Linked DNA regions of Homo sapiens: region 1 is linked to region 2. Evidence: chromatin loops called from intact Hi-C (ENCODE). Cell type or tissue: mammary epithelial cell. All regions are shown on one strand. Region 1 holds the start of LOC124905256 (a long non-coding RNA gene). Region 2 overlaps MAP7D2 (MAP7 domain containing 2).

The links. Peaks named below come from ENCODE experiments on the same cell type or tissue, not always from the same donor. Only the 100,000 strongest peaks of a DNase experiment are listed, where the experiment ranks them.
Region 1: a loop joins it to region 2, with 9 times the contacts of the local background. A loop is called at or near these places in 1 of 110 quality-filtered maps.

The regions. Positions count from the first base shown.
Region 1 is chrX:19,923,383-19,927,382 of GRCh38, forward strand. All of the region lies in intron 11 of BCLAF3 (BCLAF1 and THRAP3 family member 3), which reads right to left. LOC124905256 (a long non-coding RNA gene) reads right to left here and starts at 3,612. Exons shown (of 2, transcript XR_007068407.1): 1 at 2,604-3,612; 2 at 403-1,525. In mammary epithelial cell, no CTCF peak of the experiment used is centred here; no DNase peak of the experiment used is centred here.
Region 2 is chrX:20,065,703-20,069,702 of GRCh38, forward strand. All of the region lies in intron 1 of MAP7D2 (MAP7 domain containing 2), which reads right to left. Among named protein-coding and RNA genes, the nearest start is that of MAP7D2, 49 kb to the right of the region's middle. In mammary epithelial cell, a CTCF peak has its summit at 1,672 (motif pointing left); DNase peaks (open chromatin) are centred at 1,679 and 2,149; H3K27ac peaks cover 408 bases.

The DNA of each region.
Region 1 (4,000 bases), 140 kb before region 2:
TGTCTAGCTTTGAGAGCTAGGGGACCTGAGGGAAAACAAGTGGTTGGGGGAGGACAGCAAGTCTGACATAATTTTTAACAGCTTTACTGAGATGTAATCCATAGACTATACAGTTCACCCATTTCAAGTGTATAATTCAGTAGCTTTTTAGTATATTCACAGAGTTGTGCAACCATCAATCACCACAATCAGCTTTAGAATATTTTTCTTCCCCTAAAAAGAAATCCCATACCCATTAGCAATAACCCATACCTGCTCTCAATTTTCCCCTCATCCCCGAGTCACTGGCAACCACTAATTTACTTTATGTCCCTACAGATTTGCCCATTTTGGACGTTTCATATAAACTGAATCATACAATATGTGGTCTTTTGTGTCTGGCTTCTGTCACTTAGCATCATATTTTTAAGGGTCTTTCATGCTGTAGCATGTTTCAATGCAAGTTTGATTATTTATTTATTTATTTTTTTTTTTTTTGAGACAGAATCTCACTCTGTCACCCAGGCTGGAGTCCTGTGATGTGATCTCGTCTCACTGCTACCTCCACCTCCTGGGTTCAAGCAAATCTCATGCCTCAGCCTCCTGAGAAGCTGGGATTGTAGAGATAGGGTTTCACCATGTTGGCCAGGCTGGTCTCGAACTCCTGAGCTCAGGTGATCCGCCTGCCTCGGCCTCCCAAAGCGCTGGGATTACAGGCGTGAGCCACCGCACCCAGCTGCAAGTTTGATTTTAAACATGCTAAATTTGAGGTGCTTTTAGGACATCCATGTGAGGGCATCTGGGAGGCAGCTGACAATCTGGAGGTCTGGAGAGTAGTCAGGGTTGAAGACATCAACAGAGGTGATGGCTGAAATCTTGGGAGGAGGTAAGGGCAATCAAGACAAGAAGGAGGACTGAAAAAAGAGAATAATATCACATCACACTAGGAAATGCTTACATTTTAAAAGAATGCATGGAGGAAGAGAAAACCAAATAAGACAGAGAAGGCAGAGAGGTAGGTAGTGAAACTGGAGCCTCCAGATCCTAAGTGCTTGAAAGTGATGATGCCCTTATGCAACACTTCCTTTGCACCCTGGCACACTTCAGCTCAAGGGACCTGGCAAGTGTATACTAGATTTCTGTTGATTCAGCTAATCTTGGTTCCTGTTCTATTTTCGTACTCCATGACTTTCAAGGTTTCTTTCAACCCCCAAAACCACGAATCCCAGTCTCTAACTTCCTTTCTGCACTGTCATTATGCCCTCTTCTCTCTTCCTTTCCTATCCCTGGACAGAGCTCTGGTAAGCACCACAGCACCTGAGGACTGCTGGAGAATGCTCCTCAGATCTCCGCTGCCTTGGAATTCCTTGCCTTCCTGGCCAAATGCGCAATTACTTACAGTTTTTCAGAGGCAATGTTCCCAGAGGTGACTTCATTAATTCTTACTAGCTTCTTTGTTCCAATCTAGTATATAATCAGACTCTCAGGAGTTTCTGAAAACTTTCTATGGTGAGCAGAGGATGCTTCCTGGGGGTACTTCTGAATGCTAGTGGATTAAAGACAAGCCTTATTCCAGGTAGTAACAGACATTCCTCCCACCCCTTTATCTTCCAGCCCAAGCACAGAATCCAAGAGAAAATAAACACAGTAAAAGGGACTTAGGGTGCCACAATGGAATATGACAAGTACATGATGAATGAGGAAGAATTTCCGTTCTGTACTTTTCTACTACTGCTTGGGAATCTGACTACTTTGTAGGCAGCTGGAGAGCCAATGCAGTTTTAGGGAAGCCACTATCATTCTGGTAAGTGGAAGCAGAGGATGTATTAGGAGCACATCTAGGATCCCCACCACCGCCACCACTCCCCAAAGCTGTTTTTTGTTGGAGGCAGGAAGTGCATGGCATAGGATAGCATAATCACCAGACTGTACTACAGATGAGGAAATGCAAGACCTCCCAGCCATGAGTGATCACTCCAGCATTTCAATATGGCAGGGGAGTGAGGAGTCCAGATAAGATCTGTCTAAATATTCTTGGTGGACTTTAAGGCATATGGGAATAAATAGGTTCATATTCAATTTCAGGCTCAAGAAGGTTCCAGGGCATTTAGATTAATGATGCATCCTTAATGAGTCTAGGTGGTGGTCTAATAACTGCCAAAAGAACGAATTCTCCAGGAGGGCAAAAAGCCAAAGCAGTGCAGGGATGCTGTTCAGACTAAGATTTCTCTCTAAGGAAGAACCTTCAAAGTTCCCTCTGATGCTAAAGCTTGGGATGAAGAGTCATATAAATGGTACCTCACCCAGGAACCCTACTTGAGCAAAAATGTCCCTCATTTAAGGGAAACGGAAAGCAACACTGGAAGAAACCAGAGTCTCCAGGCCTTCACTCTTTTTTTGAAGGCACGAAGGCCTGAGATAAAATGGACTAATAGGTCTAAGCCATCAGTTTATACACATGGAATGGGATTTGTTATGACTGGGACAGCTGAAAGGCCAAGTTAGTCTCAGGTATCTTACTTCAGACCCTGGCACAAACAGAACAGCTTCAATGCCTCATTCCTTTCTCTAAAGGTTAGGAGAGTGGAGCCCAGCTGTTCAGTAGGGTGCTAGTAGTAAGGTACCTGAGTTGATGCTGTACTTGTAGAGCTGGGCTTTGTTCAAACACAAATCTATAAAAATTGTGGCTCTGGCTTGCTTGCAGGCACTGACAGTAGCCAGATTGGAAAACTCCATGTCAAAGTGGCTGCAATAGAAAGATATATGAAGCAGCATCCAGAAGGGTGGGCCTAAGAAAAACAGGTAGTAGACACTGCAAGAATAGTAGACACTAATTTAAAAAAAAATCCAGTGTGTTGAGACACTGCTAATGCAGCCAGATGGCAGTGAAGGGCAACAGGAAGGTGAGGTGGTGACCAGCACTGAAACCTAACTATAACTGCTACACTTTAGATGATGCAAAAAGCCTAGGCCTAAAGATTGGAGACCCGTAGCAGGCTGTAGCTTCTTCTAGGATATACTTCTTATGTCCTATGATGAAGGCCTGATTTCTGATTTCTATTTGCTGTGAAGCGGGGCTGGTGAGCAATGTAGTCTGGAAGAATAGGGTGGTCAGCAGGAATTGGGCAAACTGAGGCAAACAAAAGAATAAAAAAATGGAGCAAGATCCAAGATATATAGAAACTATAAGCTGAAGCAGACAGTCAGGTAAGCATTCAGCAGCCCCAAGTCACTGGAAAAGATGGAGCAAAAATAGAGTTAAGCTAAAACTCCAAGTTTAGCACAGAGCTAACAGAAGACAAACAGAAGACACCATGTACCAGAAACCCAACCTTGCGAATGAAGAGAAGGCCTGCCTCAGCCATTTTCCTTGAGTGAAAATCAATGACTAGCTTCCCTGAAAACAGTCAGGCTGCCATCTGTGACTGGGAACAAATATCTGAAAGGTCTGCTGCAAAGAAACTTGCCACACAAGGCAGGAAGAGAAGCAGCATCTCTACCTAAGTCCTGGCACAGCCTGATGGTGGGGAGATATACGAGACGGGAAAATGATTCCATTGACACTTTTTAAAAAAAGAGATGCGGCCGGGTGCGGTGGCTTACACCTGTAATGCCAGCACTTTGGGAGGCCGAGGCAGGTGGATCACATGAGGTCAGGAGTTCGAGACCAACCTGGCCAACATGGTGAAACCTCACCTCTACTAAAAATACAAAAATTAGCTGGGCGTGGTGGCAGGTGCCTATAATCCCAGCTACTCAGGAGACTGAGGCAGGAGAATCACTGGAACCCGGGAGGCGGAGGTTGCAGTGAGCCGAGATGGTGCCATTGTACTCCAGCCTGGGCAACAAGAATGAAACTCCATCTCAAAAATAAATAAATAAATAAAGAGATGGCTTTCCTAAAACCATGAGTGACACACATGGTGAAATTAGAAATCTTCTAAGGTACTCAGTTAAAACTGGGGTTGTATGTGTGACATAAGATATTCTATTTAACTCTAAAACATAAAAAAAATAAGTT
Region 2 (4,000 bases):
AAATAAGATGGAACAAATGACAACTTCCCCGAAAATGTCTGAGAAATATCCCTGGAGCTTTTCATCTCCAACCAACCCCTGCAGAACCCTAAAGGGCTTTCTAAACAAAAGATTAAATGGATCTTCATGATCATTTTAGGATTACAAATAATTTACTGCACTCTGTTACAACTGGACCCAGTATATTATGTATATAATATTTAAGCACACCATTCTTTTTTTTTTTTTTTTGAGACGGAGTCTCGCTCTGTCGCCCAGGCCGGACTGCGGACTGCAGTGGTGCAATCTCGGCTCACTGCAAGCTCCGCTTCCCGGGTTCACGCCATTCTCCTGCCTCAGCCTCCCGAGTAGCTGGGACTACAGGCGCCCGCCACCGCGCCCGGCTAATTTTTTGTATTTTTAGTAGAGACGGGGTTTCACCTTGTTAGCCAGGATGGTCTCGATCTCCTGACCTCATGATCCACCCGCCTCGGCCTCCCAAAGAAGCACACCATTCTTTAGAAGTCAGCTTTCATGTTAATATAACCAGGTTCACTTCCCCAGCATCTGTGCCTTCCTCTCTGGGAGCATCACAAGTTGGCATCATAGTGTGCCTTGCTGCCACAGCAACCTGTGCTTCTTCTAAGGAGGTTCCTGCTGCTGTCCAGGAGGGAGGCCTGAAGGCCTGGCCCACAGTGTAGGCAGTGGGAATGAGGAAGGGGGATGGCGTGACAAACACTGGATTGTCATGATTCCCCACATACATCTGGTTTTGCAGCCTAGATTAAATATCAGGGATATTAAAATGAGATAAGTACTAGAAAAATCCAAGTGCCATTCTTCATTTTGTTTTTGGTCATCTCTTAATCATTATGACACTATCAACAATATGAACGTCATCAAAAATTTAAAGGCCAACTCCTCAGCTCATTCCAGCCACCCCGCAATCTGACTCCAAACTCTTTTCCCAACTTTACCTCAGCACTGCCCTTTCTCCCATGCACCTTCTAGCTCATGCCATCCTTTATTCTACCCTGCTCCATCTGTTTAAACCCTGCCCATCTTCAAGACCCCCACTGTCCCCCAGCCCTATGATGCTCTGTGCTCCCACATGGTTTGAGGACTCTTATTCTGCTCTCTCTGTAACTCAGTCTCCCCTGGTGTGTTCCAGAGCCATGTGTGGCTGATGCAACTCTGGGTCTATACAGCTCCGGCCACTGTCCCCTTACATGGTGGCACCAATGCATGCACACAATGCTCAGAGGCAGGTGTGAAGTTAGTGGAAGGGGAACAAGCATAGAAAATCAAGTTTCTTTTTTCTCTAAACACAGTCAGGTTCTAGTGTCTACCTCAAGAGTCTGATTAATAAGAATTAGTTCTGTGTGAAAAGTTACAAAGAAAAGCCTAGGACGCCTAGACAGACGCTCTCATTGGCACCTACACAAACTCACCCACCCAGGCAGGGCCTGAACCTAGCTCTGTACTGCCCATGCTGCCCTCTAGGTGTTCATGGGCCTGCTCCGTATCTAAAGTAAGCCTGAAAATGGCTGAAAGCGCTCTTCAAACAGAGGGAAAAAAGAAAAACAGAGAAGAAAAAGGGCCAAACACACTTGAAACTGCCCACATTACCTTGAGGCTTTACAGAGGCTGCTTGTTCCACAGACATGCATGATTTTAGGCTGCCCTCTCATGGACACACATGAGAGTCACACCTTCAAATCATCTTTCCAGAAAATCTTTATTATCATGCTCACAGTCATCATCACCAGCATCATCATAATAAGAGGTAATAACTGAGCAGTTCCCAAGGACAAAGTGCACTGCTCAGACTTTCTCAGCCCAACCACCCTATGATGACAGAGGTGCTGTGATGATCCTTGTCTTACAGGTGTAGAAACAGAGGCACTTGAAGCCAGATTCCAATGCAAGAAACTGGCTTCAGGACCCACTTTAAAAACCATTAAATTTTTTTTTCCTAATCTCTCACATCTGGCGGAAAGGACCCACATTCTCAGTTACCGCTTTTCTGTGCTGCTTCCCTGGCACGGGAAGAAATGTAACACCTTAGTCTTAGTGCTGTAACGAAGTGATGCATGCAGGGAACAAATCTTAACCTGGCCCCAAGAATGAGCTTGCAAATCTAAAGAGAAGTCAAGTGTGACTCATTAGAGCAGTATGAAGTAAGCAGTACTGTGAGCCAAGCGCTGGCCCAGCTGGACACAGATGTGGCTCCTGTCCAGGCAGGCTAATTAGCAGCTTCCTCCTCACACTAGTGGTTTGAAAATGTTTGCTCAGCAATGTTTTAGGGCTGATGCTGGGTGGGGAAGGGGTTACAGAGGACCCTGGGGGAAGCTGTAAGGCCTCTCCTTGCTCATGCCACAATGCATGGCCGTCTCTTTCTTTTTTAAATTCAGTTTTATCCCACTGAAAGGGGTGGAGTGACTCAAACAGCCCAACATGGGCAATGTGGAATCTCTGTGTTCATTTGGTAGCCATGAGCTATACATGGCTATTTAAATTTCATATCAAAATTAAGTACAGTTACAGTTCAGTTCTTTAGTCACACTGGGCACACTTTAGGCGCTTAATAGCCACATGTGGCTGGCGGTTACCACCCTGCAGTGAGAAGCCTGGCAGCTCCCTCCTGTGATTCTCTCTCTGCACGTCTAGCTGCTCTGGGGCACATGTGGATAAGGAAGTCTGAGTTCAGTCGGGATTGAGATTTACTGGATGAGTAAAGCTTCTTCCACACAGCATCTGCTTCTTCTGCTTAATTGTTGAGCAAACATTTTGAGAATATCCATTCCAAGAGAAGCCAAATTAACTCATCTCCAGCTTCCACCTTCTGACTCTACATGTTTCTCCCAAAGGCTGTCAAAAAGCCCTTGAGCTCATTCCGAGGTAAGGAGGGCTGGAGCACAAACCATGGCCTCTAACAAATAAACCAGTTATTACCAAAACACAGCCAGATTTAAACCAGAGGAATTGAGGTAGATTACTGTGAACACTAACACCAGGAGATGCCCTCTAAAGACACAGTGTATCCAAGAAGTAATGCTTGATATGGTTTGGCTCTGTGTCCCCACCCAAATCTCATCTTGAATTGTACTCCCATAATTCCCAGGTGTTGTGGGAGGGAACTGGTGGGAGATAATTTCAATCATGGGGGCAGTATTCCCCATACTGTTCTCATGGTAGTGAATAAGTCTCACGAGATCTGATGATTTTATTTCTGCGTTTGCATCTTCCTCATTTTCTCTTGCCGCTGCCATGTAAGAAATGCCTTTCGCCTCCCTCCATGATTCTGAGGCCTCCCCAGCCATTTGGAACTCTAAGTCCAATTAAACCTCCTTTTCTTCCCAGTCTTGGATATGTCTTTATCAGCAGTGTGAAAATAGACTAATACAGTGCTGAATTCAGTTCCAAAAGAAAGTCTTTATGTATGGCCTGAAATCCTAAAATGTCTAACTTTCCTACCCAATCATCCTTTGTCCATGTGCCCTATTTGTGTGCATTTATCATCTTTTTTTTATCTTTTTGAGACAGGATATCACTCTGTTGGTTGCCCAAACTGGAGTACAGTGGCACGATCATTGCTCACTGCAGCCTCCAACTCTTGGGCTTAAGTGATCCTCCCACCTCAGCCTCCCACGTAGCTGGAACCACAGGTATGTGCCACCATGCCTGGCTAATTTTTTTATTTTTCAGTAGAGACAAGGTCTCCCTATGTTGCCCAGGCTGATGTTGGAACTCCTAGGCTAAAGCAATCTTCCTGCCTCAGCCTCCTAAAGTGCTGAGATTACAGGCATGAGCCACAGTCTATGGCCATCTCTTTCTTTTTTTAAAACCAGGGACCCAGTTTTACCTTTGAACTCCATAAGAACTTATGGAGAACAGATCCATGCCTACATGCTTGCCAGGGGTTGAGAGGGTAGGGGTGGGAGGGAAGTGGATGTCTATAAAAGGCATCATGAAATGTACTCTGTCTTGATTGTATCAGTGGTAACATTTTAGTTGTGAT